Regions from separate parts of the Homo sapiens genome. Here all the other regions are linked to region 2. Evidence: chromatin loops called from intact Hi-C (ENCODE). Cell type or tissue: gastrocnemius medialis. All regions are shown on one strand. Links, peaks and the distances in the headings refer to the core of each region. The heading gives the core; the rest is flanking DNA.

The links. Hi-C counts contacts between places; a loop is a spot of excess contacts. Peaks named below come from ENCODE experiments on the same cell type or tissue, not always from the same donor. Only the 100,000 strongest peaks of a DNase experiment are listed, where the experiment ranks them.
Region 1: a loop joins it to region 2, with 5 times the contacts of the local background. A loop is called at or near these places in 27 of 110 quality-filtered maps.
Region 3: a loop joins it to region 2, with 12 times the contacts of the local background. A loop is called at or near these places in 97 of 110 quality-filtered maps.
Region 4: it touches region 2 in a loop (10-fold over the local background); 79 of 110 quality-filtered maps call a loop at or near these places.
Region 5: a loop joins it to region 2, with 5 times the contacts of the local background. A loop is called at or near these places in 3 of 110 quality-filtered maps.

Annotation. Positions count from the first base shown.
Region 1 is chr12:57,209,988-57,215,666 of GRCh38, forward strand. LRP1 (LDL receptor related protein 1) reads left to right here. Exons shown (of 89, transcript NM_002332.3): 81 at 42-182; 82 at 320-493; 83 at 731-892; 84 at 1,189-1,363; 85 at 1,500-1,601; 86 at 1,763-1,827; 87 at 1,940-2,030; 88 at 2,130-2,274; 89 at 2,428-3,374. The coding sequence ends at 2,568. Among named protein-coding and RNA genes, the nearest start is that of NXPH4, 4.0 kb to the right of the region's middle. RefSeq lists a silencer at 3,402-3,451 and an enhancer at 4,685-5,207. In gastrocnemius medialis, for the core only: CTCF peaks have their summits at 3,470 (motif pointing right), 4,494 (motif pointing right) and 4,694; DNase peaks (open chromatin) are centred at 3,504 and 4,501; H3K27me3 peaks cover 863 bases.
Region 2 is chr12:57,449,895-57,455,573 of GRCh38, forward strand. It overlaps INHBC (inhibin subunit beta C), which reads left to right. Exons shown (of 2, transcript NM_005538.4): 2 at 1-2,168. The coding sequence ends at 128. It overlaps INHBE (inhibin subunit beta E), which reads left to right and starts at 5,413. Exons shown (of 2, transcript NM_031479.5): 1 at 5,413-5,679. The coding sequence starts at 5,643. RefSeq lists an enhancer at 5,092-5,386. In gastrocnemius medialis, for the core only: CTCF peaks have their summits at 3,205 and 3,417; DNase peaks (open chromatin) are centred at 2,487, 3,167 and 4,777; H3K27ac peaks cover 3,831 bases.
Region 3 is chr12:57,304,977-57,310,655 of GRCh38, forward strand. It overlaps R3HDM2 (R3H domain containing 2), which reads right to left. Exons shown (of 24, transcript NM_001394031.1): 3 at 5,288-5,487. The coding sequence starts at 5,452. Among named protein-coding and RNA genes, the nearest start is that of STAC3, 57 kb to the left of the region's middle. RefSeq lists an enhancer at 2,790-3,084. In gastrocnemius medialis, for the core only: a CTCF peak has its summit at 2,958 (motif pointing right); a DNase peak (open chromatin) is centred at 2,972.
Region 4 is chr12:57,261,432-57,267,110 of GRCh38, forward strand. It overlaps R3HDM2 (R3H domain containing 2), which reads right to left. Exons shown (of 24, transcript NM_001394031.1): 19 at 5,300-5,400. Among named protein-coding and RNA genes, the nearest start is that of STAC3, 13 kb to the left of the region's middle. RefSeq lists an enhancer at 2,355-2,649. In gastrocnemius medialis, for the core only: CTCF peaks have their summits at 2,501 (motif pointing right) and 2,700; no DNase peak of the experiment used is centred there; H3K27ac peaks cover 4,582 bases.
Region 5 is chr12:57,241,591-57,247,269 of GRCh38, forward strand. STAC3 (SH3 and cysteine rich domain 3) reads right to left here. Exons shown (of 12, transcript NM_145064.3): 6 at 5,214-5,311; 7 at 3,555-3,621; 8 at 3,326-3,375; 9 at 2,947-3,032; 10 at 2,725-2,776; 11 at 2,498-2,635; 12 at 1,868-2,320. The coding sequence ends at 2,222. Among named protein-coding and RNA genes, the nearest start is that of STAC3, 6.8 kb to the right of the region's middle. RefSeq lists an enhancer at 638-1,541. In gastrocnemius medialis, for the core only: CTCF peaks have their summits at 1,554 (motif pointing left) and 2,290 (motif pointing left); DNase peaks (open chromatin) are centred at 931, 1,239 and 2,228; H3K4me3 peaks cover 1,553 bases; H3K27ac peaks cover 5,000 bases; H3K27me3 peaks cover 390 bases.

The DNA.
Region 1 (5,679 bases), core at 461-5,460, 240 kb before region 2:
GGTCCTGCTCAGCATCCTCCCCACCCCACCCATACCTGCAGTGACCAACCCATGTGACCGCAAGAAATGCGAGTGGCTCTGCCTGCTGAGCCCCAGTGGGCCTGTCTGCACCTGTCCCAATGGGAAGCGGCTGGACAACGGCACATGCGTGCCTGTGCCCTCTCCAACGCCCCCCCCAGATGGTATGCTTATGCCCTCCCAGTCCCAGCCATGCCTCAGGACCATCTCCTTCCTGTGGCTCCTGACTTCCCCTGACCTTGTTGCCTGTCCCTCTCCTCCTATTCCCCTGGCTCTGCCCCTTGACGGGCCCTTCCTGCAGCTCCCCGGCCTGGAACCTGTAACCTGCAGTGCTTCAACGGTGGCAGCTGTTTCCTCAATGCACGGAGGCAGCCCAAGTGCCGCTGCCAACCCCGCTACACGGGTGACAAGTGTGAACTGGACCAGTGCTGGGAGCACTGTCGCAATGGGGGCACCTGTGCTGCCTCCCCCTCTGGTATGCCCCCTCATCCCGCCACGCCTGCTCCTTGCCCCTGGGCCCCAGCCCCGCCACCCACCACCCCACCTCAGGCAAATGCCCAGCCCCTGCCTCGCCTCCAGCCTCCTTTCCACAACCCAGCATCCAGTCACTCCAGTCTCTGCTTCTCGCCCAGGTCCCCCCAGCCCATTCCTCTGCTATAGGGCCAGGTGGTCTCGAGGGCCACAGTCGCGCTCACACATCCTCTCCCACCAGGCATGCCCACGTGCCGGTGCCCCACGGGCTTCACGGGCCCCAAATGCACCCAGCAGGTGTGTGCGGGCTACTGTGCCAACAACAGCACCTGCACTGTCAACCAGGGCAACCAGCCCCAGTGCCGATGCCTACCCGGCTTCCTGGGCGACCGCTGCCAGTACCGTGAGTGAGCCATCCCTGGGCCCCAGGGCATGCGGGAGGGTGACGGGGGACCCCAGAGCATGGGGTGATGTTCAACCTGTGCCTGGGACCCACAGGGGCAAGTTCAGGAAAGAAGGCCTTATGCAGCTGAGCCAGGCCCAAGCTGCTGGCGCTTCCCCACAAAGGTGCTGGCACACTTCCCCTGAGGCAGTGCACCCCCTGCACCAAGATTATGCAAACAGAAAAGCTCTGTTCAACCTATGGAGAGCCCTCATGAGGGTGGGGCTTGAGGCACTTCTCTCCCTCCCCAACCACAGGGCAGTGCTCTGGCTACTGTGAGAACTTTGGCACATGCCAGATGGCTGCTGATGGCTCCCGACAATGCCGCTGCACTGCCTACTTTGAGGGATCGAGGTGTGAGGTGAACAAGTGCAGCCGCTGTCTCGAAGGGGCCTGTGTGGTCAACAAGCAGAGTGGGGATGTCACCTGCAAGTGAGTGGGGCCCTCCTCCACAGTTCCACCCAGCTGGGCCCCTGCCCTGTCCTAGCCCTGCCCTGCCCCTCCCTTCCTCAGCATCCCAGGCACGCCTCTGCCAGCCCCAGCCCCAGCCTCTGATTCCTTCCTGCAGCTGCACGGATGGCCGGGTGGCCCCCAGCTGTCTGACCTGCGTCGGCCACTGCAGCAATGGCGGCTCCTGTACCATGAACAGCAAAATGATGCCTGAGTGCCAGTGAGTTGGGCCCGGGCTTCACCCAGGCATAGATCATCGCTCCCTTCCCCAGATTTGAGCAGGAGGACCGTCAGGCCTCAGTGCCCACCCCCCGCCCTGTTTTCCTGGCAGCAGTGGCTATGGAGGTTATACCTACTCAGCCGTGTCCCTCCTTTCTGCAGGTGCCCACCCCACATGACAGGGCCCCGGTGTGAGGAGCACGTCTTCAGCCAGCAGCAGCCAGGACGTAGGTGGCAGGGGTTGGGGCAGGCAGGGCCACCGGGACCTAGAGCAGGGGGACCGTGTGCCTCCTGCTTCCCTGAGCCTTGGTGACTCAGTGTCCCACCTCTTCCCTCCAGATATAGCCTCCATCCTAATCCCTCTGCTGTTGCTGCTGCTGCTGGTTCTGGTGGCCGGAGTGGTATTCTGGTATAAGCGGCGAGTCCAAGGGTGAGTCACAGGGATTCTGGAACATTCTGGTCATTATTTTGCCATCCTAGCCTTCCCCCCCAATAATCTCTGTCTCCTTATACTCCTGCCTTTCCCCAGGGCTAAGGGCTTCCAGCACCAACGGATGACCAACGGGGCCATGAACGTGGAGATTGGAAACCCCACCTACAAGATGTACGAAGGCGGAGAGCCTGATGATGTGGGAGGCCTACTGGACGCTGACTTTGCCCTGGACCCTGACAAGGTGGGCTGGGAGGCGGGCAGGGTCGAGTGCCAAGAGGCCGTGGGTGGCCTAACCAAAGGTGTTGGGTTAGGTGAGGGACGGAGGTGGGGGTGGGGTAACCTGGGCTACAGGCCCAGCTCCTGAGCCCTACCTGAACCCTCTGTCACCCTGCAGCCCACCAACTTCACCAACCCCGTGTATGCCACACTCTACATGGGGGGCCATGGCAGTCGCCACTCCCTGGCCAGCACGGACGAGAAGCGAGAACTCCTGGGCCGGGGCCCTGAGGACGAGATAGGGGACCCCTTGGCATAGGGCCCTGCCCCGTCGGACTGCCCCCAGAAAGCCTCCTGCCCCCTGCCAGTGAAGTCCTTCAGTGAGCCCCTCCCCAGCCAGCCCTTCCCTGGCCCCGCCGGATGTATAAATGTAAAAATGAAGGAATTACATTTTATATGTGAGCGAGCAAGCCGGCAAGCGAGCACAGTATTATTTCTCCATCCCCTCCCTGCCTGCTCCTTGGCACCCCCATGCTGCCTTCAGGGAGACAGGCAGGGAGGGCTTGGGGCTGCACCTCCTACCCTCCCACCAGAACGCACCCCACTGGGAGAGCTGGTGGTGCAGCCTTCCCCTCCCTGTATAAGACACTTTGCCAAGGCTCTCCCCTCTCGCCCCATCCCTGCTTGCCCGCTCCCACAGCTTCCTGAGGGCTAATTCTGGGAAGGGAGAGTTCTTTGCTGCCCCTGTCTGGAAGACGTGGCTCTGGGTGAGGTAGGCGGGAAAGGATGGAGTGTTTTAGTTCTTGGGGGAGGCCACCCCAAACCCCAGCCCCAACTCCAGGGGCACCTATGAGATGGCCATGCTCAACCCCCCTCCCAGACAGGCCCTCCCTGTCTCCAGGGCCCCCACCGAGGTTCCCAGGGCTGGAGACTTCCTCTGGTAAACATTCCTCCAGCCTCCCCTCCCCTGGGGACGCCAAGGAGGTGGGCCACACCCAGGAAGGGAAAGCGGGCAGCCCCGTTTTGGGGACGTGAACGTTTTAATAATTTTTGCTGAATTCCTTTACAACTAAATAACACAGATATTGTTATAAATAAAATTGTAAAAAAAAAAAAAAAAAAAAAGGCCAAAAAAAAAAAAAAGAAAGAAAAAAAGCCGCTGGTGTCTGCCTGTGTGTGAGAGACGCTGGGAGCTGGGGCTGCGCTTTCCTGCTTCGGCCACCAGAGGGAGACCTGCCCCGTGCTGGAGGCAGGCTGGCGCGTGGTTTTTAGTGCCCTTCTCCCAGGGCCCTCCCCCTCTCCATCTTACTGTGCCCGGGAAGCGGGTGGCACTGGACTTGACATGGAAGATCTGCTTCTCCTGGCTGTGTGACCTTCAGCCATGACTTCGAGTCTCCAGATTTTGTGTTCCCTCTGGGTCTAGGACACTAACTCAGATCTGTTTCTCTGCATTCACTTCTACCAGACACCACCCCCCTACCCAAAATGATCACCCACAGTGAGAAGCCCCACTATAAGAAGTGAATACACTGAGGCTGCAAAGGTTTTCTCATCCTTCAGGGTCCTCCCATGCGGTTCTCTCTGCCTGAGTCTGCTCTTGAAGCACTGACGTCTCACTTTGTGGAGACTAATGAATCAAATGCGAAGTAAAATGCTGCATTCCAGAGCCAGGTGTCTCCTGCGGTAAAGGAGAGCTGGGAAGACCAGTTTGCCAGGCCCTCTAGGCCCCCAGCAGCTCCAGCTCACCAATCATTTCAGTCATTCCAGGGGGTAACAGGAAAAAACTGTCAATCAAAAGTGTCCAGGTCCATTTCAACCCCTGCCTAGAGGGGGAAACTTCTTGCAGAAAGTTGCACAGTTTACACTGCCCAGGACTAGAGAGGGTTTGAGTCCCAGTACAGCAAATATGAGCTCAGGAAGGGTGGCTGCAAATGTCTGAAGATCCCTTACCCAACTCCCAACCAGGAAGTGCTGCCTTTCATTCCTCCTCCCTCACTGGTTCAACTCCAGGAGATTCCTCCCAGGCTTCCTTCTGCCTTGGGGAAGCTACAAGTCTAGGCACCTGTGGAAAGAGGAGCCCTCCCCTTCCCTTCTTAGCCTTCAGAAGCTCTCTCCAACCTCATCCTCCAAGCCAACTCTGAGATCCTCCCCTGCCTTCAAAAGGGCCCTGGATGGGCAACTGCGGGGAAACAGAATCCGTGGTTGCCGAGTAGGAGGTCTGTGTCCCAATCTGGCCACCAGGTGGTGTCTGTACGCCTGGAGCACCGCCTATCCTGAAGCCCCACACAGCCCCCGCCTCAGCACTCATTATGCACCTGCGGGGGACCCCAGCCCAGTCTCTCGCTTCCTTCTCTCCGGCTATTTTGCCACACCCCTCCACCCTCTGCCAGCCAGCTCCCCTCCCTGCCCCAGCGCCTGCCTGCTCCCACCACCACCAGCCCCAACCCTGCCCCTCTGCCATCGGTGCATCTGGTGCCCCCCGGGAGCCACTGATCTCTGCCTGTCACCTCAAGATCCTGGGCAGAGCGACAAGGGACCCCCGCTGCAGCTTGGAAGGCATACCCCTCCAGTCAGCATCCCCCACTCCGCCTGTCAGGACCTGCTAGGAGAAGGTCCACCAGGAGGCAGTTTCTCAAACTACCCACCCGGGAGGCAGGTGGGAAGCCCTCACCTTGGCCTGAGAGATGGGAAGAACCAGGGACAGAGGCTGAGAACCAGGGACAGAAGCTGATACCGAATGAGAGGCAGAAACCCAGAGGCGGAGAGACAGGGGGACAGAGGCAAAGACCCAGAGACAGGGCGAGTAGTGTGCATGTGTGTGTTTGCACTTGTGTTTGTGCGAGCGCGCACACATGTGTGTGTGTAACTGGAGAGAGAACAGGTGGCCTGAGACTGTAGCTAAAGGAGGAGAGATGCAGTGGGTTCGGCCCCCAGAAGACCAGGACCCTGGTAATGGGCTTCTGTCCTGGACAGCCTACGCCTAGGTGTGCCCACTGTTCCCACCTACTACTGAAGCAGCCCCCGTGCCTGGAACGTGGGCTCAGGGTTCTGGCTCAAGGCCTTTTGGCCTTGAGCCTGAACATTTCTGCCCCTTCCTGCCTCTCTCCTCTCCACCCCCACCCCGGCACCCAGGTTCCTGCCTCCTGGCTTCTGCCTGTCTCCCTGGGTGTCTCTGAATCTGCCTCGTCCTCTCAGCACCGGTCCTTTTCCTGACTCGTGTGTGTGGCTGTCACGTCCCATATCTATCTGTCCATTTCTTTGTATGTGCCCCCACTTGTCTTCTGGGCTGCCAGTGACAGCATACACCTGTGTATGTCTCAGTGTGTGTGTCCACCTCTGTGGGTGTTTGCTCTCTGCCAAGACAAAGAGAGGGTGAGCGCACTGAGCAACTGTCTGGGTGTGCTCGTCTGGGTGCAGGTGTGCTCACCTC
Region 2 (5,679 bases), core at 379-5,378:
CTGGAGGGGGCTCATGCTGTGTACCCACGGCCCGGCGCCCCCTGTCTCTGCTCTATTATGACAGGGACAGCAACATTGTCAAGACTGACATACCTGACATGGTAGTAGAGGCCTGTGGGTGCAGTTAGTCTATGTGTGGTATGGGCAGCCCAAGGTTGCATGGGAAAACACGCCCCTACAGAAGTGCACTTCCTTGAGAGGAGGGAATGACCTCATTCTCTGTCCAGAATGTGGACTCCCTCTTCCTGAGCATCTTATGGAAATTACCCCACCTTTGACTTGAAGAAACCTTCATCTAAAGCAAGTCACTGTGCCATCTTCCTGACCACTACCCTCTTTCCTAGGGCATAGTCCATCCCGCTAGTCCATCCCGCTAGCCCCACTCCAGGGACTCAGACCCATCTCCAACCATGAGCAATGCCATCTGGTTCCCAGGCAAAGACACCCTTAGCTCACCTTTAATAGACCCCATAACCCACTATGCCTTCCTGTCCTTTCTACTCAATGGTCCCCACTCCAAGATGAGTTGACACAACCCCTTCCCCCAATTTTTGTGGATCTCCAGAGAGGCCCTTCTTTGGATTCACCAAAGTTTAGATCACTGCTGCCCAAAATAGAGGCTTACCTACCCCCCTCTTTGTTGTGAGCCCCTGTCCTTCTTAGTTGTCCAGGTGAACTACTAAAGCTCTCTTTGCATACCTTCATCCATTTTTTGTCCTTCTCTGCCTTTCTCTATGCCCTTAAGGGCTGACTTGCCTGAGCTCTATCACCTGAGCTCCCCTGCCCTCTGGCTTCCTGCTGAGGTCAGGGCATTTCTTATCCCTGTTCCCTCTCTGTCTAGGTGTCATGGTTCTGTGTAACTGTGGCTATTCTGTGTCCCTACACTACCTGGCTACCCCCTTCCATGGCCCCAGCTCTGCCTACATTCTGATATAACTGCTTCAACACTAGGGGGTCCTAAAGGCTTTCTATCTTGCTAGTCCCTGGGGCCTCAACATCTCATACTGGTTCCCTTAACTCTGCCTATACCTCTGTAAATAATTCCTTCACTAAGTTCTCTTGATGAAGCAAAAACAGACAGCTGAAAAGTCCTCTATCTCCTACAAGGGCCCTAACTGGCACCCCAGATGACACAGAGCCTGCCTGCTTATGCTGTAGTCTGCCTACTCTGCTGTCTCTTCACATGGTCTCCTCAGAACTGAACTATTGTATCCATCTCACACTTTATGCCTCTTCTTTCTTAGGCACCCCGTCCCTCCATCCTTCCAGAACCATCTTTGAGGTCTCATGGCTAATAAAAACCTAGGCTTTACCTGTTCCCTCTGTAATCCCTCCAAAAGATGAGACAGATCTATGCTTGGTCATCCAGTAAACTGACCAGCTGTGGGCACGCAAGTGTGGGAGGCAGAGGCATGCTCAGAGCTGGCTGCCAGGACCTCTGACTTGCCTTCCTTTCACCCACCCCCAGTGCTCCACCCAGGAGTCCTGCCTGGAAGCTGGAATGGGCAAGGGCTGCTGGAGTGGGACAGGGAGAAGAGGAAGGCCTGGATGAGGAGAGGGTGGCATTTGCTCTGAGACTGGGTCCTTTTTAGACCTTTGCCCGTCCTCCCCCACATCTCCTCCCTTTGGCTGGACAGTCCTGAACCATGAGGTCGATAATGTCTGCAGCCCAAGGCCGAGTTTGCGCAAAACCCATGTGTTCTTTGGTAAACGTGATGTCTGTGTTTGCTCAGTTTATGACCCCCTCCTATGAGGGTAAGAGGTCCCTGAAATAGGAACCCTAGAGGAGAAAGTCTGAAAAGGACTGCCTGGGGGACTGTAAATCTGAGCTTGAGGGCTTCCTGAGCAACCCATGGAAGTTATCCCACCTTTGACTTGAGGAGACCTTCATCTAAGGAGAATCTAAGGAGGCCTTCTGGTGTCTCCCCCACACATCCCCGACCCCCAGATCTAACCTCCTTCCCAATTACAGCTTAGTCTCCAGGGCTAGGACTGGGGTAAAGCAAAGTGAGTCATTCACCTGGGGGGGCTAAATTTTAAGGGGGTGGTGAACAATTTATTAATCAAGATAGGACTTTAATGCAATATTATTTTAAAGTCAAAATTAATGCAAAAAATCCATGATGAACAAAATAGCCTACTTTTAAATAAAAACAGGATCAGCATTATTCCCTTTCTTTTTTGGCTCTGTCTTTTGTAATAAGGGGAGAGAGTGGGTCTGTCTTCTTCTAAACATTTTCTTCTAGAGCTTCCTAGCTCCTACCTCTGGACCCCTTCAGGCTTTTCTCATTTGAGCAAGATAACCACTCCCACTTCTTCTACTTCCTTACCCACCCCCAAGCCTGTCGCTATCCCCCAGCCCCCAACCAGGTTGGTGGTAGGGCAGGCAGTGAGGCAGATGGCTGGGGTATTTATAACCCAGGAGCACTTCTTGGGAAAAGTGACTAAGATGCTAAGAGCGTATTTATAGCTGAGCTCTGACGTAAGTGTCAGTGGGGAGGTAGGGCCAGGCCAGGCACAGCAGCAAGCGGGTGGGAAGAGCTGGAAACTGGGGGCATCTGACAGTGAGGGTGGGGAGAGGTGGGGTCAGTGACTCCTGCAGCCACTTCTTGTCACTTCCCCTGACTGCCTACTGATACCAACAGGTAAGCCGTCTGAGGCACCACCATGGATAGATACCTCCACTTTGCTGACCAATGTTCCAGACCCGAGGGGGTAGAGGGCTGTCATTTCCCAGCCCAACCAACAGAATGGTTGCTGGGAGCTGGGGAGAACACTGGACAGAGCTCTTGAATGTGTTTCAGAGCTTGGGGAGAAATGCAGGGTGGACAGGAGGGTCTAATCGTCTCAGTGCGCCCCCACCCCACTCCACCCCCACCAAAGAGTGCCCTGAGGTTCTAGGAAGAGCCTGGTACATCACCAAGCTCCATTGCCACGTGTTTGTGTGATGAGGTCCAAAACCAAAGGTAGCAGTGATGTGGATCCTGAAGACAGTCTCTCTTCTCTGGCAGTGTGATGGGGAAAGAACAAAGGAACCAGCTTGTCCCTGTCTCTTGTGGGGGAGGCAGCGTCCCCAGAGTGAGAGGTCGAGGGGCACTCCTCATCACTCCATTCCCCAGAGCTGCCCCTTCCCTGTCCCTGGGAAGCTCCAGCCAGCTACAAGCCAGCTGCTGTCCAGAGGCACGGCACTGCCACATGGTGGACACTGGTGGTACTGAGGTCCAGCCTTCCAATTAGGAACCCTGTCGCCTAGATCTAATAGTCTCTCTTGACAGCCCCCATCATCTAAACAGAGGGGAGATGAGCAAAGTGGAGTAAAGACACATTTCCAAATCACACCCACTTCCCCCACAGCTTTCTCCCCATCAAGCTTCTTGGAGAAATTGGGGCATAAGGAGAAAAGCTAGCATGAGGCCCACCTTCATGAATTCAATGTGGAGGGGTCTGGGTCCCCCCCCATTTAAAGCCAGTGAGGACTGGGTGTGGTGGCTCATGTCTATAATCCTAGCGCCTTGGGACGCTGAGGTGAGAGGATCGCTTGAGCCCAGGAGCTTGAGACCACCCTGGGCAACACAGCAAGACCCTGTCTCTACAAAAGAATAAAAAATAAATTAGCCTGTGTGGTGTGGTGTGGTGTGGTTGGTGTGGTGGCACGCACCTGTAGACTTAGCTACTCTGGAAGCTGAGGTGGAAGAATCACTTAACCCAGGAGGTCAAGGCTGCAGTGAGCTGTGATCAGGCCACCACACTCCAGCCTGGATGACAGAGTAAGACCCTGTCTCAAAAACATAAAAAATAAAATAAAAAATAGGTCAGGTGCGGTGGCTCATGCCTGTAATCCCAGCACTTTGGGAGGCCGAGGCGGGCAGATCATGAGGTCGGGAGATGGAGACCATCCTGGCTAACACAGTGAAACCCCGTCTCTACTAAAAATGCAAAAAACTAGCCGGGCGTGGTGGCTGGCACCTGTAGTCCCAGCGACTCGGGAGGCTGAGGCAGAAGAATGGTGTGAACCCGGGAGGTGGAGCTTGCAGTGAGCCGAGATTGTGCCACTGCACTCCAGCCTGGGCGACAGAGCGAGACTCAGCCTCAAAAAATAAAATAAAATAAAATAAAATAAAGACAGTGAGAAAATGTGGTCAGGAGGGCTGAGACTGGGAACCAAGACTGCTGTATTTGCCTTGCTTTGTTGTCAAAAGCTCTTAGAGCTCCCATTTTCTACCCCCATTAACAGGCCTGAAGGGTGGTGCGGTGGCTCACGCCTGTAACCTCAGCACTTTAGGAGGCTGAGGCAAGTGGATTGCTTGAGCCCAGGAGTTCAAGACCAGCCTGGGCAACATAGCGAGACCCTGTCTCTGTGGGAAATTTAAAAATTAGCCAGGTGTGGTGGTGCGCACCTGTAGTCCCAACTACTAAGGAGGCTGAGGCAGAAGGATTGTCTGAGCCCAGGAATTCAAGGCTGCAGTGAGCTATGATTGTGCCACTACACTCCAGCCTGAACAACAGATTGAGACCTTACCTCAGTAAAATAAAATAAAATTTAAATTTTAAAAATGTAAGAAAAAAAGGAGGCCTGGCACTACTTCTAGGATGCCCCAAATTTAGGCAACTCTCACAGTCCCTTGAAAGAGAAGTGGCAGCTGGGTATAGGCCCTCCCAAGTGTCATGCCCCCTGACAGTCCTGATGGACTCTGCCCTGTGTAAGATTGCATCACCACCACCACCACCTCTCTGGGCTTCCCCAGACATCACAGGAACACGTTCCCCGCCCCAACCCCCGCCGGCTCTGGCCCTCCTCCACATCATGCTCCACATCATGCTCCAGGCCAACTGGACTCTGGGCGGCCAGCACAGGCAGGGTCAGGGGGTGACTTCTGTGCCTCGTGGCACTGCCACCTGGGCCTGAGCAAGAGGGCTCCATTCTCCTACCCGCCCAAACCCTCATCCCTGTCCTAGCCCCAGTGCTAGAAATAAAGAGACCAGAATTTTCCTTCTGGCCTAAGGGCCCCAGAGGAATACCCACTGGAACTCACAGCTGCCTCATGGAAACTGCTGCAGCAGTGGTGAAGCTAGAAAGACTAGAGGTATGAGGGAAAATTGCCCTTCCCCACCTGGCTCATAAGGCGTTCCCTCCCCCAAGTCCCAGACCTTGGGGACTGAGCATGTGAAATCATCCTCTTTCTTGCATCATGCGTGTCCACATTGCACCCCCCCACCCCCATACCCCTACTTCAGGCCCAGTCACCATGGCCAGATGGTGAAACCTGAGCTGATGGGGAGGAGGACCTCCACCCCCTGCAGGGGCCTGATGGGCAGCACAGCTGGCCAATCCTGGGACTCAGAGGGTAGGTCGGCTGGCTGACCACTAGGTTTGGAAGACCCAGGCAGCTGGCTCTAAAGAGGCCCCAGGTCAGTAGCCAGACATGAGCTGTGAGGGTCAAGCACAGCTATCCATCAGATGATCTACTTTCAGCCTTCCTGAGTCCCAGACAATAGAAGACAGGTGGCTGTACCCTTGGCCAAGGGTAGGTGTGGCAGTGGTGTCTGCTGTCACTGTGCCCTCATTGGCCCCCAGCAATCAGACTCAACAGACGGAGCAACTGCCATCCGAGGCTCCTGAACCAGGGCCATTCACCAGGAGCATGCGGCTCCCTGATGTCCAGCTCTGGCTGGTGCTGC
Region 3 (5,679 bases), core at 473-5,472, 140 kb before region 2:
AGTTCAAGGCCAGCCTGGCCAACATGGCAAAACCCTGTCTCTACTAAAAAATACCAAAATTAGCCAGGCGTGGTGGTGGGCACCTGTAATCCCAGCTACTAGGGAGGCTGAGGCAGGAGAATTGCTTGAACTTGGGAGGTGGAGGTTGCAGTGAGCTGAGATTGCGCCACTGCACTCCAGCCTGAGCAACAGAGCAAGGCTCCGTTTCAAAAAAAATAAAAATAAAAATAAACATATTATACATACTACTGTGAACCTTGTTTTTAAACTTTTTTTCATGAGTATCATTCTATAGAAGATCTACCCCATTTTTAATGGCTACATAGTATTCCACTGTGTAGCTATACCATAACTTATTTTACGAGTCTCTAATGTTTCACCATTTAGGATGTTTCTGACCTTTTGTTAGTATAAATAATGACCATATCATTGAATATATATAAATATAGTATATCTGTAGTCCATTTAAAAGTTTTTTATAAAGTATTCCTAAATTGCCCCTCAAAGTGGTTGTACCAATTTAGACTCTTACCAACAATATATGAATGAATCTGCTTATTTCCCAGAATGGATAGTTTTAACAGCCAAACATATATTAAAAGCCTAATATACACCATGTTATCATGCTAGCTACTGGAGGATATGGAGATAAAAGGCACAAACCTTGTCAAAAAGGAACTCATAATCCTGTTGGAGAAGACAGACAGACAATTACAATACAGTACATTAAGTGTACTAGAGAGGTACTCATGGAGTGCTACAGGAGCACACAGCAGAAGCGTCTGACTCAGACCTAGCAACCCATAGATTCATACATTTACAGATATTGAGTGCCTGCTATGTGCAAGGCACTGTGTTGGCCTTAGAGATAAAATGGTGAGCCAAAATTGACCTAATCCTGGACCTCGTAGTACTTATAGTTCTGTAAGGATGACAGACATTGATCAAAGAATTATACTATATAGACCTGCAAATAGGTGAATAAGGTTTTCAAAGGCTTCCTAGAGAAAGACATCATCTGGATTGAGTTTTGAAGGATAAATAGGCTTTAGACAGATGTTGGTAGGGGTAGGAGTTGGAGGAGGTCAGGATAAGAATATTAAGGTGGGCATTCCAGGCAGAGAAAGCATGTACAAAAGCATGCTTTCCCCAAATTTTCAGCTCCTATTTATAACAGGGACCAAGGAATCAGATAATGCTGATGCATTGGATGTCAGAGGTGATGGCTGACAGGCAAGAGACTAGGTCACAATATAACATGCTGAGAAATATTGGACTTGGCTTAAAGCAGTAAGACACACAGAATGTTTGAAGAGAGTTAACACAGGCAGTTCTTTATTTCACAACCACCTTTCTAAAACAATATGGTACATTTATCAAAAAGGATTACAAGTTTAAAGGCAGAAAGCCCAACTAAGAGGTCTTACCAAGTTGGCTATTTTTTTTTTTTTGAGATGGAGTCTCGCTCTGTTGCCAGGCTGGAGTGCAGTGGTGTGATCTCGGCTCACTGCAACCTCCGCCTCCTGGGTTCAAGCGATTCTCCTGCCTCAGCCTCCTGGGTAGCTGGGACTACAGGCATGCGTCACCACACCCAGCTAATTTTTTTGTATTTTTAGTAGAGATGGGATTTCACCATGTTGGCCAGGATGGGCTCAATCTCTTGATCTCATGACCACTCACCTTGGCCTCCCAAAGTGCTGAGATTACAGGCGTGAGCCACCGCGCCTGGCCTCCAAGTTGGCTAAAGGACATTCTTGGCTGGGCGGGGCGGCTCACGCCTGTAATCCCAGCACTTTGGGAGGCTGAGGCAGATGGATCACCTGAGGTCAGGATATTGAGACTAGCCTGGCCAACATGGTGAAACCCTGCCTCTACTAAAAATACAAAAATTAGCCAGGCATGGTGGCACGCATCTGTAGTCCCAGCTACTTGGGAGGCTGAGGCAGGAGAATCACTTGAACCTGGCAGGCAGAGGTTGCAGTGAGCCAAGATTGCGCCACTGCGCTCCAGCCTGGGTGACAGAGCGAGACTCCATTTCAAAACAAAAAAAAAGGACACACCTAAATTCAGTATGTGTTGAGGACTTGCCCATTCTAAACAGAATCTCAGAACCTGCATTTTCTAGCATTGTTTCCATGCAAAAGATGTTCTGAGTTTCACTTGCTGATCCCAAGGACATATCTCACACATTATATGTAATGAACGTCCCTTTTCCCCAAACTTTTCAGCTCCAATTCATAACAGGGACTTTTTTGAAAGGACCACTTAGATTCTTGGGGAGACTTCTAGGGTATAAAACCAGGGAAGGCTGGAGAAGCAGAAATGCTGGGTTTTTTTGTTGTTGTTTTGTTTTGTTTTTTGAGACGGGGTCTCACTCTGTCACCCAGGCTGGAGTGCAGTGGTGCGATTTTGGGCCACTGCAACCTCTGCCTCCCAGGGGTTCAAGTGATTCTCCTGCCTCAGCTTCCCGAGTAGCTGGGATTACAAGCATGCGCCACCAGGCCCAGCTAATTTTTGTATTTTTAGTAGAGATGGGGTTTCGCCATGTTGGCCAGGCTGGTCTCGAACTCCTGACCTCAAGTGATCCACCCGCCTGGGCCTCCCAAAGTGCTGGGATTATAGGCATGAGCCACTGCACCCAGCCATGCTCTTTTTTTTTTTTTTTTTTGAGACAGGGTCTCACTCTGTCACCCAGGCTGGAGTGCAGTGGTACAATCTTGACTCACTGCAACCTCTGCCTCCCGGGTTCAAGCATTCTCCTGCTTTAGCCTCCCAAGTAGCTGGGATTACAGGGACACGCCACATGCCCAGCTCAGAAGCAGAATTTTTAGTGCTGATGAAGGGGTAAATGGTATGTTGGGAAATGCATAGAGAGTAGAGTGCTTCTTAAGGTACTGCTCCATAGGATCCAGGGAGGCTGACAAGACTGAATACTTTGCAAAAGGAACAAGAGCTCCAGTAGATGGCAGCAGCAGCTCCACCTGCTCTACCAGCAGCAAAAGGAGTCAAGTCAGAGAGGAGGCAGGTCCCCTTCCAAACCCCGAGACATTGTATTTGTATTTCCAGGTGAATTTTTTTTTTTTTTTTTGAGTTGGAGTCTTGGAGTCTCGCTCTGTCACCCAGGCTGGAGTGCAGTGGGGTGATCTTGGCTCACTGCAACCTCTGCCTCCTGGGTTCAAGCAATTCTCCTGCCTCAGCCTCCCAAGTAGCTGGGACTACAGGCACATGCCACCATGCCCAGCTAATTTTTTGTATTTTTAGTGGAGCCAGGGTTTCACCATGTTGGCCAGGCCGATCTTGAACTCCCGACCTCAAGTGATCTGCTCACCTTGGCCTCCCAAAGTGCTGGGATTATAGGCATGAGCCACTGCGCCCGGCCTGAAGACATTTTTAAACTAAGCAAGTGTCCATAAAGCATATAAAACCTATAGATGGGGCCAGGTGCTGCCTGCAATCCCAACACTTAGGGAGGCCAAGGCGGGCAGATCACCTGAGGTCAGGAGTTCAAGACCAGCCTGGCCAACATGGTGAAACCCCGCCTCTACTAAAAATACAAAAAATTAGCCGGGTGTCGTGGCGGGCGCCTGTAATCCCAACTACTCGGGAGGCTGAGGCAGGAGAATCGCTTGAACCCGGGAGGCGGAGGTTGCAGTGGGCCAAGATTGTGCCATCGCACTCCAGCTTGTGCAACAAGAGTGAAACTCAGCCTCAAAAAATAAAAAAAAACTATAGATGTCCCTTCTTTTCTGCCTAGCTTCAAGAAGTACACAAAACAGGAATTCAGAACACCATTTATAATTATCTCCTAAGAATAGAATAACTTAGACCCAAAAGGTCATTTAATTATTATCTTTCATGTAACATGACAGCACATAATGAAACATTCATCACTTATCTGTCCTGAATATTTAAAATTCATTATTTGTATCAGTGGAGGCTGGAAGTACAGCTGGAACAGTGGCAGATTGTCTCCACAAGCTCTGGAAGAATGGGCAGGGAATGACAACTAACATGTAATAATGGAAAGAAAAACAGCCAGGGCAGAGACTGGTGAATTGTAAGACGAAAAACAGTAGAAAAGCAGGCAGCTAGAGAACAAAATATCTCAGAGAGCTGTCTAATTTTAATTCATTCCTTTATATTATTGCTGTTTTAATCTTTAAAGAAGACAAACCTTATGTGAATTGAATTGTCTAGAAAAATTATGCTTCAAGTTTCCAGACCCTCTAAAATGTTGTTGTTCCGGTGTTTTAATCTAACTTCTTGCTAGTGTTAATTGTCTGTCTCTTGACTTATAATAAAACCAGTTTTCACCCCTGGGCATGAAGGAAAGGATTTGTTGGGCTTGGGTAACAGAAGAAACCAGCAGTGACCACAGAATAAGGGCTCTAACAGGTAGATGAGAGGAGGCTCAGAGTTTGGGCTGGCCAGGCAGAAACCAAAGAAGAACCCCACAAGGAAGTTTGGCTAACTATCTACTACCATCATTTCTGTACTACAGTACGAATTTGGATGAAAAACATGGCAAACAAAGAGTGAAATTCCTTTTACTCACATTTACCAAGTGGCAAGTTCAGAGGCTATTTCTGACCCAGAAAAATGCTGACTGCTTTAACACAACCAGGATATGAATTTAACACTGTGTGTAAAGCCAGGAAGCTCAAGTTTTAAGAGTTTATTATATGAGTCATTTTATGACTTATTAAATATGCGTTTGTGTACAGTTTATTTTTTGGTAATAAAAAAAGTCAAAATGCAGCAAGAACCAGTGAACTCAGGCCCAAATAGATTAGGGATTTTACTCTGTCCTTTTTAGACTTCATTGTGGACTATATGACAAAAAGGGAAGATTTCTTTTGAGAGTTGAAGCTGGAGTTTTTAAAGAGAATCAAGTGTTTCTAAAAGTGACTGATTCTTACACATCTCCACTTTTATTCAGGTATAAAGAATGTTGGCCGGGCACAGTGGCTCACACCTATAATCCCAGCATTTTGAGAGGCAAAGACAGGAGAATCATTTGAGGCCAGGAGTTTGAGACCAGCCTGGGCAACATAGACCCTGTCTCTACAAAAAAATTTTTTTATATTAGCTGGATGTGGTTGCACATGCCTGTAGTCCCAGCTACTTGGGAGGCTGACGTGGGAGGATCTCTTGATGCAGGAGTTTGAGGGTGCAGTGGGCCCTAATTGTGCCACTGCACTCCAGGTTGGGTAACAGACAGAGCTGGGTAACCCTGTCTCTAAAGGAAAAAAAAAAAGTGTGCATACAATGCATTTCCAATCGTTACCTGTGTCTCCTGACGCAAACTGGTATCTTCACATTCTTTCTCAATTTCTTCCTTACTTGGAGTCTTAGATATAAACTTGTTTTTGTTTACAGATTCTTCCACCAGTTTTTTTTCTGATTCTTTCATTATTTCCAGGGTCTCTTGAGTAGTGTTACTGTTAGACATGTTCTTCAATAGAATACAGTGGCCTCTATGGACTCCTAAAGAAACATCAAATGCATTAAGCAGGAGGTATGTATCCATACTTAACAAATACACAAGACTCGTATTTCACACGGGTACATTTTTTCCAGCAGCCTTCCTTTAACCCAGAAAAGAGTTATTTAATAAATGCTGTCCCTGGGTTCATTTCTTTAAAAAAAAAAAACTTTATTGAGGTAAAATTGACATAA
Region 4 (5,679 bases), core at 366-5,365, 190 kb before region 2:
CAAGGCAGTGGAAGCTCTAATACCAGCAGGTAGTCATAAGGAGCTATTAGGGAGGTCACAGGGAGAGGGAAAGAAAACAAAGTCCTCATATTATTATCTCTGCTCCCAACAAAAACAAAGCCAGGGTTTTTAGTTGCAGCCTCTGTCCTGAGCTCCTCCCCACACTGAGTCCTCCCCTGCTGGCCTGAAGCATTGTTCCTTCACTTAGCTGAGAACACAGAGCACTACTCCACTGATGAGCTGATTTTTATGCTTCTCTTCCTCGAGCCCAAAGCAGGTGGCATCTGTTAGCAGCTGAACTGTCACTACTTCTTAATAGACGTGGCAAAAAAAAAAAAAAAAAAAAACCCTCTGCCCAGTGACAGCACTTCCATATAATCAGGTTGGGGGAAGGAGCATGGGTTGGCAGCCAGTGGGAAGTGGGAGGGGGGGTTGAATAAGGAAATCAATTTCAGCTTGAAAGCTCTGAAAGGAGAGGGGACGTGTGAATGGCTTTTTAAGTGGCATCATTAAACCTGGGCAGAAAGGTCGATTGGGCACAGCAAACCGCATAAATACAAACAGATGACATTTATGTCTGGCAGAATTGTTTTTCATTTTTGTTTTTTTGTTTTTTTAAATCACTGAGGTAGAAGACTGATAGGCTTCTTACCACCAGAAATCACATCTATGGAAAGGAATTGTTTGGAGAAATAAAATCCACAGGCATCTTTCCCAAATTAAAAGATAGAATCCAATAATATCTTGGTATTTTTCCTTTTTTTGGTGGGGGAGTAGGATATCTTCACTAAATGGAAGACGAAAGAGCAGTCTCAGCTTTGGAAACCCCTCAGCTAAACAATGAGCCAGTAAATATGTGAGAGGCTATTTCTGTATGCATTTCACTCTGTCCATGCTGCTGTGTCACTGTGAGTTGGGAGTCTCTGTATAGGTATCACTGCCATTTCATGTCTGTGTGCATCTTCCCCAGACAAGCACCCCTGTAGAAACCTCAAGGGACCTGCAACCATCATTTTAATGGGAGAAGTCTTTCCTGGGGTTAGAGTTATGTCTCATACTATAGTGAAGGAATTAAAGTTCAGGCCTGGGGGTAAACAGGGCAACTACAAAAATGTATTAATAAACCAGAACAGTTGTTCCAGGAACAGCTAATCCTAATCCCTGCCTTTATTTTTGGAAAAGTGACCATGTTGCTACATGAGAGAAGGGCAGGCAACTGTCCTCTGAAGGTGACAGAGGGGCCCTTGTGGGTTATGCCTGCTGTCTATCTTTTCAGTATAGGGTAAACGAGGCACAAGAAGCACTTGTTTCCCTTTTTCCACCTCCTCTTAGATTTCCACAAACAGGGATTAAAGACCTATAAGATCGATATGGTGAATACAGTATTTTACATGATATGGGTAGAACACAAGATACCACTATCTAGGAAAAGTACAAGGGGTCAGTCAGAAGCCTAGGATCAACCAGGGTAACTAAGAACAAAGGAGATAAAACTGAGAAAATTCCAAAGAAGCAAGGAAAACAGACGATAAAGAGGGATTCTCCATTTCTTTTGACGTGGGAAGCCTACATTAATTATCTCTTTCTTCTAACCCTGGTCCAGATTTCTAGTGTTGCCAACTTCCAGAACTGTTGTTTTAGTTTACTTAAATTAACCTAGTATGACAGAGTAGGTAATGAAAAATTCTTTTCACTTGATTTGTTTATGGTTCAAAGATCTTGCATTTGAAGATGAATAGATGTAACCACAGTGACCCAATAGATATAAGGACATGCCACAAAGGATACACACAAAAATGCACATACAAGTATACCTACATGTACATGCAGGAGAAAAAATGCCCCGCAGTACCCAGCACCACCATAGGCTACAGTGCTTCTTGGAGCTGGTTTCTGCAATATCTATACCCCACTGGAAATTTTAAGGCCAAGTGCCCCTGGCAGACACTAGGAGAAACAGCCAGAGAGACCAATAACATAATAAAAGTTAAGGACTTTTGAATTAAAAACCTCAGCCTGTATGAAGGCGGAAGTCATTGCTCCTTTTTTTTTGTTTTGAGACAGTCTCGCTATGTTGCCCAGGCTGGAGTGCAGTGGCGCAATCTCGGCTCACTGCAACCTCTGCCTCCTGGGTTCAAGCAATTCTCATGCCTCAGCCTTCCAAGTAGCTGGGATTACAGATGTGCACCCCCATGCCCAGCTAATTTTTGTATTTTTAGTAGAGATGGGGTTTTGCCATGTTGGCCAGGCTGGCTGGTCTCGAACTCCTGGCCTCAAGTGATCCACCCTCCTTGGCCTTCCAAAGTGATGGGATTACAGGCATGAGACACCATGCCTGGCCTGGAAGTCATTGCTCCTTAAAGGTAAGAACTGATCATGTCTAATGAGTAAGATTAATTCTGGAATCTACTCCACAGCATCCAACATAGTGACGTACAAAAAATCTTCAAGTGAAAATATTCCATTTCTAAATAGGGAAAATTGACAAAATATCTCCCTCTCACCAGAAGAGGGCACTCTGACATTCCCACGATAGAGTGGAAAGGAGATGGTTGGAGGCTAAATTAAGACTTCCTGCCGAGGTGGGCAGATCATGAGGTCAGGAGATCAGGCCCATCCTGGCCAACATGGTGAACGCCGTCTCTACTAAAAATTTAAAAATTAGCCAGCTGTGGCGGCATGTGCCTGTAATCCCAGCTACTTGGGAGGCTGAGGCAGGAGAATTGCTTGAACCTGGGAGGCAGAGGCTGCAGTGAGCCGAGATCACGCCACTGCACTCCAGCCTGGGCGACAGAGAGAGACTCTGTCTCAAAAAAAAAAAAAAAGACTTCCTTCCCAGCTGGGCTGGGAAGCTGGCTCAACACCTGTAATCCTAGCACTTTGGGAGGCCGAGGCGGGCGGATCACCTGAGGTCAGGAGTTCAAGAACAGCCTGGCCAACATGATGAAACCCTGCCTCTACTAAAAAAAAAAAAAAAAAAAAATACAAAAATTAGCCAGGCATGGTGGCAGGCGCCTGTAGTCCCAGCTACTCAGGAGGCTGAGGGAGGAGAACTGCTTGAACCTGGGAGGTGGAGGTTGCAGTGAGCCGAGATTGCACCACTGCACTCCATCCTGGGTGACAGAGCAAGACTCTGTCTCAAAAAAAAGAAAAGAAAAGAAAAGAAAAAACAAAAGACTTCCTTCCAGATTTTTTTTTTTTTTTTTTGAGACAGGGTCTTGCTCTCCATGATGACAGGGTGACATCACCATGATGCAGTGGCACCATCATAGATCACTGCAGCCTCAAACACCTGGGCTCAAGTGATCCTCCTGCCTCAGCCTCTCAAGTAGCTGGGACGAACTAAAAGCACATGCCACCATGCCCAACTAATTTTTAAATTTTTTGTAGAGATAGGGTCTTGCTTTGTTGCCCATGCTTGTCTCGAACTCCTGGCTTCAAGAAATTCTCCTGCCTTGGCCTCCCAAAGTGCTGGGATTACAGGTGTGTACCACTGCACACAGTCCCCTAAAGTTTCTTTAACTGCAGTGTATTGCTATTTGAGGGTAGGGTGAAAGGGATACAAACAAGGGCAGCTGTACTTGCGTGTTAGGGGAATTCTTGGCAAAGGCAGTGAAAGGCTGCATGGCATAAACTTATTAACTTGGAATGGCTGGCCTCTCCAAAGAGGGCCCTTAGCTGTGTAACATGATGTCCATTTATTTTCCACTGGAGAGAAAGAAATTGAGTAAAAAAAAGTGTTGAAAATGTGTTGAAGACTCAGTATGGGATGCGGAAAGTCAAAAGACCCAAATTCAAGTTAGAGGATTGTGACTTTAGGCAAGTCATTTAATTTCTTTGAGTTTTAAATTTCCTCCTCACAAAGTTATGGTGAGAATTAAAATGTTACAATGTATGTGAGCACACAACAAAAGCTGCTAAACAAATCTAAGCTCTAAGTTAAAAAGCGTTTTATCAACTTCCCTCACCCTCCCAAGAGAAAAGAAATGCTGTCTATATGAAGGATAAGTACAGAAGACACAGGTCTTCTGTGTCTTCATTTCATGACCCAAAGGCATGTGAGTATAGTGCTAGATTCAGAAAACAAAAAAAAGAAAAAAAGAAAAGAAAAGAAAAGAAAAAGAAAAAAGAAAAACAAAGAAAACTAAGAATGCAGAGACATAGCTTTTCAGGGCTGAGGCAACCAATGTCATTTCTTTTTTTTTCCCCCTAGAGACAGGGTCCCACTCCCTATCTGGGTCCATCCAGGCTGGAGTGCAATGGCACGATGCCAGCTCCTTACAGCCTCAGCCTCCCAGGCTCAAGCGATTGTTCCCCTCAGACTCCTGAGCAGCTGTTACTACTGGGTGCGTCACCACTCTTGGCTTGTTTTTTTTTTTTTTTGAGATGGAGTCTCGCTTTGTCGCCCAGGCTGGAGTGCAGTGGCGCGATCTCGGCTCACTGCAAGCTCCGTCTCCCGGGTTCAAGCATTTCTTGTGCCTCAGCCTCCCAAGTAGCTGGGATTACAGATGCACGCCACCATGCCCAGCTAATTTTTGTATTTTTAATAGAAGTGGGGTTTCACCATGTTTGCCAGGCTGGTCTTGAACTCCTGACCTCAGGTGATCTGCCCGTCTTGGCCTCCCAAAGTGTTGGGATTACAGGCGTGAGCCTCCGCACCTGGCCATAATTTTTCTTTTTTTTTTTTTTTTTGAGACGGAGTCTTGCTCTGTTGCCCAGGCTGGAGTGCAGTGGCATGAGCTGCAACCTCTGCCTCCCAGGTTCAAGTGATTCTCGTGCCTCAGCCTCCTAAGTAGCCGGATGACAAGTGTGCACCACCATGCCTGGCTAATTTTTGTATTTTTAGTAGAGATGGGGTTTTACCATGTTGGCCAGGCTGGTCTCAAACTCCTGGGCTCAAGCGATCCACCCGCCTTGGCCTCCCAAAGTGCTGGGATTACAGGCATGAGCCACCATGCCTGGCCTTTTAAAAAAGTTTTTTTAGTAGAGTCAAAGTCTTGCTATGTTGCCCAGGCTGGTCTCAAACTCCTCAGCTCAAGTGATCCTCCTGCCTTGGCCTCCCAAAGTGTTGGGATTACAGGTGTGAGCCAGTGTGCCTGGCCCCAGTGTCATCTTGAGAGGTCAGCTTCAGTACCCTTGGAAAACACCAGCTAAGACTGTTTTTTCTTTGTGATGGAGTCACAGTGGGGACAGACCCAATACCTGAACTCTTTTTGCCCTTCCCAGCTCTAGAGCACAGGCCCTTCAGCAATGTTTGCTCTTGTCAGTGCCCAAGACCCACAGTTCCTTATCCTCTTACCTGAGTACTGCTGTGGCATCTGTGGTGGACTGCAGGGAGAGGGAGACTGAGGCATCTGGTACTGCTCAGAGCCAGGGGGTTGCAGAAACCCTACAGAAGGGCTGGGAAGACAGAGAAGAGAGGAGTGGTGAAGCAGTAGAGGGATGAACACAGCTCCTGGCAAACAGCTGCTGCTTCCTGGTCCTCCCCTATGGGAAGGAGAGGCAACTTCAAGCCATTCCCAGACCAATTTGCCATGCAATTTCTAAAATCACTCATCAGTTCAAAGTTAATTATATGTATTTGTACTTGATCATCTTTCAATTAGGAAGCTGCTAATCAGTGCTACAGATGGAATGTTAGTGACACATGCTCTTCCCAACACTGGAAACACCAGACAC
Region 5 (5,679 bases), core at 402-5,401, 210 kb before region 2:
AGACTTATGACCTTTGCAGCATGCGGCAGTATCATCCATCACCCAGGCGCCGTTTAGGGGGATGGAGGGCGCTGGGAGCTCACATAGGGTCGCTGTCACGCCTGCCGCCCTCTCTGGGGACCTGCTCTCCGGCCCGCGGGCCAGGGCTTAAGAGTCTTGGTGAGTAATGACGGGAGGGTGTGACCGTGGGGCTCGATCGGGACACTGGGTCACATGTCCCCACCCCTGGTACCCTAGCACCCCTCCTTCTAGTTCAGCACAGCCTGTTTCCCCGCTTTTCCCGCCCCCCTTCTCTCGGGCCCTTTGCTTAATTTCCTATTAACTGCTGATAAATCCAATTAAACCGCCGCTCTAATTAGGGACAGCTGCCGGCTCAGTGAGGCTAGGGAGGGGGGCGCCCCCCGAGTGTTGGGGGAGAACAGCCGCTCTCCCTGCTTCTCGGCATCCGCACACCAGCATTGCCGCCCAATGAGCCAGTAAATTGGTTTTGCCTTAGCATTGGCGGGGGTCTCTCGAGGATCTCGGGGGGCTCTGATTTTGAGTCCCTCAGACCTTGATGAATAGAGACGACCCGAGCCCTCGCGGTCCCTCCCCTCATACATTCCTGGTAGGTGGATTTCAAGGAAGGATAAGGACAGAATGCTTGATTTGCGTGTGGTTGGTGTGTGTGTTTGCCTGTGATCTGTTCCTATTCCAGCTCAATCGCGATTAAAGGGGGGGGTCTTCTTTAATGACTCCGCCCCCACCCCCTCAGGCATCCGGGACCGTCAAGGGCAAAGGGAACAGAAAACTGAACCCGGTTCTGCAGAGTCTTCTTGTGTGCTTCCCTACCCCCATCACACCTCAGCCTTCTGGAAGGGGGGCGCGCCCGTCCCAGGCCTCCTCTTCCCCAGCCCAGCTGAGCCTCTGCCCTCCCCCCGCCAGCAGCAGATGGTGCCCGGGCTCCCGCTGCCAACCTTGCTAGGCGGTGCCAACCTCGGTCCTGGCAGACAACGGGCAGACGAGAAGAGGAGCTCCTGGCTGGCCAAGCCGACCCTCCCCCACCCGGCATCGAGCTCAAGACCCCCCCCACACACGCCTGCCCCACTCCAGCGACCACCCCAGCCTGCCTCTCACTGGGTCCGCTCTCAGGTCCCCAAACTCCTCGTCTCCTTCTGCTCCCTTCCCCACACCTTCCTGCTCCTCGCCACCTGCCGCCCTGACCAGGGCCGGCGTATTTGCATATTTGCATATGCAAATAATAACATTTGCATACGGTGCTCCGCAGGGGTGTCTCCGCGAGAGCCGGTTAGCTGTCTGCCCTCCGTTCTCACTCGGTACCTGTCGGAAAGGGTTAGGGCAGGGGCCGCGCGGGTGGGGTTAGGCCCCCGGCCTAGCTAGCTCGGTTCTCGGAGGACTTGAGGAAGTGTTGCCATGGAGACGGCACGCACCCCACCCCCTCCCAGGCCCAGGGTCTCGGGCTTGGTGTCTCTGGTTGTCTCCCCTTACCCACCCTCCACCCCCTCCCCATCCCTCGCTCTCCAACCGAGATCTTGCATCGCCCCCTGGCGGCCTAGCTCGGCGCCAAGCCAGATTCCGAAATGCAAGGGGCTGCCTGCGGCTAAATCGCCAAGAGCAAGGGGGGACTTACCCTACTACAAGATCCTGCTCCCAACCGCTGGGGCGCGGGGGCGGCGACTCCAGCCCTGCGCTCCCCTTTCTTTACTGACTACAGAGGCCTCACCTGGCGGGCGCACTTCCCACCTCCCGCCAACCTCAGCCCAGATGGGTCTCAGGTTACCCGATGGTAACGAGGCGGGACAGCTAGGGAGGATTCTCCACCCCTCCGCAGGCCCTCTCCTCAACCCCAGTTAAATAACAACTTTTCTAAGTTTTGTCAAAAGTTTAATAAATTCGCAACATTCGACAGTTCGCCCTCCCTCGCCCCCGCCCCCCGCCCCAGTCCCTGGCTCCTCCTAGTAGATACGCGTTTTTTTCCAGCTCTTGCAAGCGGGGCCTGAAAGGTTTCGGGTCCGGGCTGCTCTGGGCAGCAGGTATCCGAGGCCCCAGGCTGGGGAAGGGGGCGAGAACCAGTCCCTTCCCGGAAGCCCCGTCGCGCTCAGGCGGGCCTTCCTACCCCTCCTCTCCCAGCAGTCCCGTTGCTTTCGCCCCCCTCCCCAAACTCCACTGGGCCCGCCCAGAATGGGGTGTGGGTGTCTCCCGCTTGCAGGCGCCCGCACGCCTAAATTTCCTCTAGAAAGTCGGTGGGAAACAGCCCCACCTTGCGGCCGGTGTAGACCTTGACGTAGCCGCCCGCTTCGTCTCCTTTCTGCACCACGATCTAGAAGATTAAAGGATCAGAAGTAGGAGAGGAATCAAAGGAAAAGGTAGGAGAGGACAGCAGGGGAGCCGGGGTTTACAGGGGCTCACCCTAGTCTTATTAATGGTTAAGCTCTCCAAGGAGTGTGGTGGGCTAGGGAGCATTCAGGCCTGGGATTGGGTTGGGGCAACAGCCTACCTGGTCCTTCTTGAGAGTGATCTGCCCTATCTCGCGGTTCCCCACGAAGGATCTCGTCACGCGGTGCACACGTTCTCCAGCCCGGACCCGAATGATGAAGTTTGGAGGGAAAAATCCGACCTTCTCCCCGATTTTCCCCTAGGGAAGATAGTAGGGAGAGTCCATCTCTCAATGTCGGGTTCTGGACTCAACCCACACTCCACCCTAGCCCTAGCCATTTCTCTCACCCGCCACCATTCTTCATTGGAGTCATCAATGACTGTGATCTTCTCTCCTGGCCTGGGAGGGGAAGGGAGGGGCCTCACTCACATAGCAGGTCCCCTGCTGTGCCCCGGGTCCAGCATCAATAGGCTCCAAGCCCTGAGTCCCCCCTTTTCCTTTCCCTTGGGGGAACCCAGCTCTTTCCTCTTCACTCCGCAGTACCAGCCCCCTGCCCCAAGGCCTCTCACGGGAAATCCAGATCGTCCTTCTCCAGGGCTTTGAACCGATAGAGAGCCACAAAGTAATGAGACTGCTGGAAGCCAGGCTGCTTGTGCTGGGGGTGCAAGGGAATGATGAGTCTTAGGGCTCCTCTACCCCACACTGAGGGGCAGGATTCCAAGGCAGGGACATTCACCACACACTCTACACTCCAACTCTCTTCTAGGTCCCTGAACTGAGAGAAGTGTTTTGGTCGTGGGTGGGTGTGCAAGTTGATGGAGAGTGTGGGTCAGAAGTGATGGGAAGCCTAGGAGTTAAAGAGTGAGCTTCTGCCAGGGCCATGAGTAGTGGTGTCAGAGCTGGGTTGGGGAGAGAACTGGGTTCCTTGCAGGGAGGAAGGATTCTTACCTTGTCATCAGGTGTCTTCTTCTCAGCCTTCTTATCCCCTTCAGGGTTTCCTGGGATAGGAAACACCAACAAATTGTCTGTCTCCTGGAGGGCAATTCTTATTCTCTTACCCTTTTGTGGAAGGGCCTCGTCTATCCAAAGCTGGCCTGCCCTTTGCTCCTCCACCCTCTGTTCCACAGCTGAGCCTCTGATCCTACTCCATCTCTGGATGGAGGTGGGTAACACTCACCATCCTGGGGTTTGCCTTCCTCTGGTCTGGCCGACTCTGGCTCCTCCTCCATCATGGCTGCTACAGGCTGGAGGGGGCACCAGAGTTAGGGAGACGCTGTCTTGGGAACACATGCCCTGGCTGTCTATAATCAGGTCAGAGAACTATAGAATAATGGGATCTCAGAGATCTCAGAGTTGGAAGAGGCCTTGGAGGAAATATCTAGTTCAGCCATCTGCCTAATGCAGGAACTTTTTTTTTTTTTTTGAGACGGGTCTCCCTCCGTCACCCAGGCTGGAGTGCAGTGGCGCAATCTTGGCTCAGTGCCAGCTCCGCCTCCAGGTTCACGCCATTCTCCTGCCACAGCCTCCTGAGTAGCTGGGACTACAGGCGCCTGCCACCACGCCCGGCTAATTTTTTGTATTTTTAGTAGAGACGGGGTTTCACCGTGTTAGCCAGGATGATCTCAATCTCCTGACCTCGTGATCCACCAGCCTCGGCCTCCCAAAGTGCTGGGATTACAGGCGTGACCCACTGTGCCCGGCCATGCAGGGACTTTCCCTAAAACATCCTATCAGGTGGGTCACCCACATTCTGCTTGAATGTAGCTAAATAACAGGGAATTCACTACCAGATTCCAGGTCCTTGACTATGCTGTCAGCCTTTAAAAATACTCCAGTGTGTAAGTAAAAAGTGAGCAGCATGGTCAGGCGCGGTGGCTTATGCTTGTAATCCCAGCACTTTGGGAGGCCGAGGTGGGCGGATCACCTGAGGTCGGGAGTTCGAGACCAGCCTGACCAACATGGAGAAATCTCCTCTCTACTAAAAATACAAAATTAGCCAGGCATGGTGGCACATGCCTGTAATCCCAGCTACTCGGGAGGCTGAGGCAGGATAATCGCTTGGACCCGGGAGGCAGAGTTTGCGGTGAGCCGAGATCGTGCCATTGCACTCCAGCCTGGGCAACAAGAGCGAAACTCTATCTCAAAAAAAAAAAAAAAAAAAAAAAGAGCAGCACAATTTTTATAATTCCCTTAAAAGAATATAACCCAAGAGTATGTTAGCCCTTCTGGAAGCAGCCATATCACATTGCTAGTGCCTTACAAGTCATTAATTCACTCCATAGAAATCCCTTATCTGTGTCCAACCTCCATATCAACAAGTTTGAGGCCAGATTTCTAGTTGTTTTTTGCAGTTGATTTTTTTGATCAGATATGTACATTTATCTTTTCTTTTCCCTTCCTTCCTTCCTTTCCTTCCTTCCTTCCTTTTTTTTTTTTCTTGACAGGGTCTCACTTTCTCCCCCAGGCTGGAGTGCAGTGGCTTACTGCAACCTCTGCCTCCCGGGTTCAAGCGATTCTCCTGCCTCAGCCTCCCAAGTAGCTGGGATTACAAGCGAGCACCACCACACCCGGATTTTTTATTTTTATTTTTGTATTTTTAGTAGAGACAGGGTTTCACCACGTTGGCCAGGCAGGTTTCGAACTCCTGACCTCAGGTAATCTGCCCACCTCGGCCTCCCAAAGTGCTGGGATTACAGGCGTGAGCCACCATGCCTGGCCGAGTTTTGTGCAATTTTAGGGGAAGACAATCCATTACTTCTGTCAGCTTTCCAAATGGGAAAATGACCTGCTCCATGGGATCTCTGGGAGGGACCTCGTGGGGAGGTACAGTGCTCACATTTTTCTTATCTGCCTGTCCCTTCTTCCGTTCCTTGTTTGCCATGATCACCCCAGTGCGCAGGGTTTCAAACACAGGATCATTGCGATTGGCAGCAGCTAATCGAATGGGAGGAGAAAGAAGACATTATTGGGAAGGCAGAGAAAGGCTTGGAGGAAAGGAAGGGAGAGGTGGGATTGAGTAGATGGATACCCATGTGTGTGTTGGGTGGCGGTGGGGGCGCCGCGGGGAAGATTAGGGAAGGGTCAGCTAGGCAATACCCAGGACACCAATCTATAAAGGACTTTAAAAACATCACTGGTGATGTAAAGTGAGGGAGGAAAGTATTTATTAGAACTCCTTCCAGGCAGAGCATTATATGATGTTTGAAACACAACTTTGCTTGCTTGGGAGCTGAGACATGCGCAGAATCACTATTCTCCTTCTAAGGAGAATGGGCCCTTAACTGCTGGCTTTTGTTCTGCTA